Linked DNA regions of Mus musculus: region 1 is linked to region 2. A link is a loop called in an ENCODE intact Hi-C map of the cell type or tissue named here. Cell type or tissue: left cerebral cortex. All regions are shown on one strand. Links, peaks and the distances in the headings refer to the core of each region. The heading gives the core; the rest is flanking DNA. Region 1 overlaps Celf1 (CUGBP, Elav-like family member 1). Region 2 has its middle 6.2 kb from the start of Gm13777.

Region 1 (2,806 bases), core at 204-2,703, 65 kb after region 2:
CTAGACACTGAATTTGAGGTCAACCTGGGCTTTTTGAGAGCCTGTGGTTTTTTTTTTTTTTTGTTTTTGGGGTTTTTTTTGGGAGGGGGGTGTAGTTAAAACCAAAAACAAGGCCAGGCATAGTGTGGCACAGGCCTTTATTCCCACCACTAAGGAAGCAGAGACAGGTAGAGCTCTGTGAACTTGAGGCCAGCCTGGTCTGACAGCAAATTCCAGGACAGCCAGAGCTACATAATAGAGGAAAGAGATACTGTCAAAATCAAACCAAATCAAACCCAAAGCTGATTATGATGGCACATGCCTTCAATCTCAACATTCAGAAGGGAGAAGCAGATGGATCTCTATAAGAGGCCAGTTTGGTCTCACATAAATAAGTGAGTTCCAGGCCAACTAGAACCATATACTGAGAACCTGGGGGGTGAATGGATGGAGGTATAGATGGACATGGCACATAACGACACAGGAACAAACGGGATGGTAGATAGACCAGACACACACCATACCAGACAGACACATAGACATAAAGACAGACAGACAGACAGACAGACAGACACACACACACACACACACACACACACACACACACACACACACACAACCAGCCTTTGTCTAAAACAAAAGTGATTTAAGTCTTAATGTTTTTGGGTTCTCATAAGTCAGTATGCTGAACATACTGTATATAAAGCACATATCTGGAGGCTTAGCTAGTAAATTCAAAATGTGACATATGTGCGATGTGGGCGACATTATTCTGAGAACTTTAAAATCTTCTAACTTTCACTCTGTAGTCCCAAAGATGACATAATAGCCAACTATGCAGAAGGTGCAAGCTCAAGCAAGAGGTACAAAAAATATAAAAGACAGCACAGAAATAAAAGATAAGAAAAGTCACATTATCAGAAAAATAAATTTCAAATGTGGCTCTCTCCCACTGTGAATCAACCTATAAATGGAGGCTTCAAGGCTTCTTAGGAGGAGGTATCAAGATACCCTTTAGGATACTCTTCAGTGTGCTCCCAATCAAAAGAAGGCACAGGCAAAGACCAGGCACTATAGCAAATATGGCTGACTATATGGTAAAGAAAATGGTGTTTTCTTTCTAGAAGCTCATAGCGCATGGCTGTTTAGAATTCAAACACAGTATCAGCTGACCCTGGTAATAGAACACAAAAGTATACAGTAAATCCCCAGTACAGGAAAAGAAAGGGAAGAGAGATCGGCAGCTCCAGAGCTAGAGAGTAAGAATAACTGTGTGGGGTTAGGAGGATCAAGGTTTAAGAACAACTGGTGAGGACAGGAGAGATGGCCTGCAGTTAAGAGCACTGGCTGCTCTTTCAGAGGATCAGGGTTCAATTCCCAGTACTGACTAACAACCTCTGTGATCCCAATAAACTCCAATTCCAGGAGTCCAATGCCCTCTTCTGGCATCCACCGGTGCTGCACACACAGCACACAGACTTACATATAAACAAAACAAACATTCATATACATTAAATAAATAAATCTTAGAAAAGGAAGAGGAAGAAGTTAGAGGAGGAAAAAGGAAGAAAGAACAAACAGCTGGGGGTGAAGCCCAATAGGAGAGCACTTGCCTAGCATACATGAGGCCAAGGGTTCAATCCCCAGTACCTCCTACCACCACTGGAGAACTACTTGGACTACAAAGATAGAGCTAAGAGATTTACACACCCTAGTTCACTAAGAAATCAATAAAGTCGCAATACCTAATCCACTCACCTACCCAAAAGGAACTGAAGGAGAAGTAGGTATGACAGCACATACCTGTAATCATCTATAATCCCAGCATCCATTCAGATGACAGCCAGGAAGAGAACAAACAGCAAAACAAAGGCAGGGCTGGTAAGGCTTGGCAGGTAAAGGGGAAGAAAAAAAGAAGGCCCTGTCACAAAGCCCAATGGCCTGAATAAGATCCCAAGTTACGACATAGTGGAAGGACAAAACTTTCTCTTTCAAGTTGTCCTCTGTCTCCATTGGCACTCACACACTTACACTTACATATCCATACAAATAAATAAATGTAATAAAACGAGGTAGACAGTTCCAGTCCAGCTTACTGGGGAGATCTTGTATCCAAAAGAAAATTCATTGGTCAAATAAGACTAATGATATTTTAGAGTTAGGAAAAGGAACACTTTAGAAGACTAGGTTTTAAGATTCACAACTGCTTCTAACAAAGTGTCAATTATCTTGAACACAAGACTAGTGCTGTGTTCATCAACTTCCAAAATCTTAAAATTTTAAAATGCCAAGAGTGGTGGCACTTACGTATAATCTCAGCGCTTGGGAGAGGAAAACATGTCAGGAGTTCAAGGTCTGCCCCAGCTGCATAGCAAGCATAAACCTTAGGTTACAAGACACCCTATCTCAAAAAATAAAAACAATGACAACAAGCCAAACCTGAGAATGCATCGGCAGAAGCAGGAGGCTCTTAAAAGTCCGAGGTTTATCTGAGCTGCACTGTGACTGTCCCAGTGAGCCAAAGTTAGAAGATGACAACCTGGATCAAAGAGATCCATAAAACTTCAGAGCTGGGTTTGTTGACACACCTATAACCCCAGTCAGTACTCAAGAGACAGAGATAGGAGCATCCTAAATTTAGAGGCTAGGCTAGCCTGGGCTACATAAACAAGATTCTTGATTAATAATCACCTTTTCTTTCTTTTTTATAGTACTAGTAGTCCAACCCGGGACCTCTGTATGCTAGATAAACGTTATAACCACTGGATACACTCCTAGCCTTGCTACCTTTTAATTACAGTGCTCTCTATTCTATTGAAGACAGCAA
Region 2 (2,806 bases), core at 230-2,729:
GCTGCTGTGATAGATGATTTCTCCCTCCTTTTCTGAGAGTGTCTCATGTAGCCCAGAAAGACCTCAAACCTGTCTTGGAGCTAAGGTTGTCCTTGCACTTCTGACCCTCTGGCCTCTACAACCTAGAGTTCCATTATATAAAGTTTTTCCAATGCTGGGAATCAAATCTAGTGTTTGCTAGTCTAGTACTTTACAAACTGGACCACATCCCTGGCCCATTTTCTTTTCTTTTTTTTTTTAATAAATGTTTTCTTTTTTACATATTTTTTTAAGGTTTTATTTATTTATTTATTATTATATGTAAGTACACTGTCGCTGTCTTCAGACACTCCAGAAGAGGGAGTCAGATTTCGTTACAGATGGTTGTGAGCCACCATGTGGTTGCTGGGATTTGAATCCAGACCTTTGGAAAAGCAGTCGGGTGCTCTTACCCACTGAGCCATCTCACCAGCCCCCTGGCCCATTTTCTTGAGACCAGAGTTTTTCTATGCAGCCCAGGGTAGCTTTGAATTTGTGATTCTCCTGCCTTGGCCTTCTATGTCCTGGAATTATGTTTTCTTTTTTAAACCCTAATTTTTCAAAATGTTTAACTACTACATTCATTTTATGCAAATGCTTGGTGTCCTTGGAGCTTAGGAGAAGGTCACTCAGGTGCCTCACAACTAGACTTACAGGCAGTTGTGAACCACCATGTAGGTGCTGGGAAGAGAATCTGGGTCTCTGCAAGAGCAAAACCTGCTGTTAGCCATTAAGCTCTCTCTCCAGACCCCAGAGAAGCACCATCTAGAACAGTGCAACAACTGACTGGAATATCCCAAATGTTCTATGCTGTGGTGGTTTAAATGACTTTGAAAGCATTAGCAGAGGCCTTGTTGGAGAACATATGTTCCTGGAGCTAGGCTTACAGGTTTCAAAAGCCCACATGAGGCCCAGTCTCTTGCTCTCAGCCTTCAACCTGCAGGTAAGATGTAAACTCTCAACTACTACTCCAGCACCATGCCTACCTGCCTGCTGTCATCCTTCCTGCCATAATGGTCATAGACTCACTAAGCACACCCCCAACTAATGCAATTTGTTTCATAGGCTGCCTTGGATATGCTCTTCACAGCAACAGTAACCAAGGCAGCATGACAAATATAGTTTTTGAAATGTTAGGGTAGAACTGAAGAACCAGTTTTATTTAAAAAAATACTTTATTTAGGGATGAGAAGATGGCTTAGAAGTTAAAAGAACTGTTCAAGCAGAGGACATGGCTTAGTTCCTGGTATATACTTGGCAGCTCACCACCTTCAACTTCAGTTCCAGGGGTTCCAACTCCTTCCTCTGAGCTTCCAAGGCACCAGGCACATACGCCAGCACACACACACACATACGCAGGCAAAGCATTCATGCATATAAAAAATACATTAAGTCTTCCTTCTTTTGTTTTTTGTTTTTGAAGCAGGGATTCTCAATATAAAACCCTGGTCATCCTGGAACTTGCTTGGTAGAGTATGCTGTCTTTGAATTCAGAGATTATGCCTGCCTCTGCGTGCAGAGTGCTGGGATTAAAGGCATGAACCACCACCACCAAGCAAATCTTAACTTAAAAAACAAAAATTACAGAAGCTAATGGGGAAACTGTCTGGAATGATGTAGGTCTAGAGCAATGGTTCTCAACCTGTGGGTCAGGACCCCTTTGGGGTCACATCAGATATCCTGCATACCAGATATTCACATTAAGATTCATAATAGTACCAATTTTGCAGTTAGGGAGAAGCAATACAATTTTATGGTTGGAGATCATCTCAGCACAAGAAACTGCCACAGCATTAGGAAGGCTGAGAACCACTGCTCTACAGAGTTTCAGGATGAGGCAAGTCACATTAGGGGAAGGGAAGGTGGGGTTGGAAGGGATACACAAGTAGGATGGTTTTGAAACAAGATAGAAGACAAGCTCAAAAGGCTGGAAAGGCCACAGACAGCTGGTAGGGCATTTTTTCATTGAGTAGACTTAGAAGAGAAAGGAGAAGCCACCTCAGGATGCAGGCTATCTAAAAGCCTGTGATTACATTTACCCAAAATATCCAGAACGCACAAAACTACTACAAGTAGATTAGTCTAGCCAGAGGTGGTGACACATGCCAGAGACAGGTGGATCTCTGAGTTCCAGGCCAGCCTGGTCTATAGATCTAAGCAGCAAGACAACCAGGGCTACACAGAAAATCCCTGTTGTGGTGATTTGATTAGGTTTGGCCCCCATAGCTTCCTGTGTTTGAATGCTTGGTCACAGGGAGTGGCACTTTTAGGAGGTGCAGCCTTGCTGGAGGAAGTATGTCACTGTGTAGGTGGGCTTTGAGGCCTCCTTGGCCTAGGCTCCGCCCAGTATGAAATTCCAGTCTTCTCCTGGCTGCCTTCAAATCAAGATGTAGAACTCTTGGCTCCTCCAGCACTAAGTATGCTATATGATGCCACCCTTCCAGTATGATGATAATGGACTGAACCTCTGATTCTGTAAGGCAGTCCAAATAAAGTATTTGTCTTTAAGAGCTTGGTCATGGTGTCTCTTCACAGCAATAAAACCCAAACTAAGACACCTGTCTTGAAACACACACATACACACAAAGTAGCTTAGTCAACAAGGGCTAGGAAAATAAACGTTCATGAATATGGCCTCTGAAGTGATGAGAACCTTCCCAATTTAGTATGTATGATAACTGCACCACTCCCAATGGGGTAATTGCACAGGGATGGGCTCCCACCTTTTAAAATCTCCCAGCTCATCAGACACTACAGTGTAAGTCTTTAAACCTAGCAGTTGGGAGGC

What was found. A loop is a pair of places that touch in the nucleus more often than their neighbours do. Peaks named below come from ENCODE experiments on the same cell type or tissue, not always from the same donor. Only the 100,000 strongest peaks of a DNase experiment are listed, where the experiment ranks them.
Region 1: it touches region 2 in a loop (1.8-fold over the local background); 1 of 42 quality-filtered maps calls a loop at or near these places.

Annotation. Positions count from the first base shown.
Region 1 is chr2:90,958,162-90,960,967 of GRCm38, reverse strand. The region is part of intron 1 of Celf1 (CUGBP, Elav-like family member 1); the gene reads right to left. Among named protein-coding and RNA genes, the nearest start is that of Celf1, 19 kb to the right of the region's middle. In left cerebral cortex, for the core only: a CTCF peak has its summit at 1,437 (motif pointing left); a DNase peak (open chromatin) is centred at 752; H3K27ac peaks cover 2,141 bases.
Region 2 is chr2:91,023,642-91,026,447 of GRCm38, reverse strand. No RefSeq gene overlaps it. Among named protein-coding and RNA genes, the nearest start is that of Gm13777, 6.2 kb to the left of the region's middle. In left cerebral cortex, for the core only: no CTCF peak of the experiment used is centred there; DNase peaks (open chromatin) are centred at 1,099 and 1,250; H3K27ac peaks cover 2,365 bases.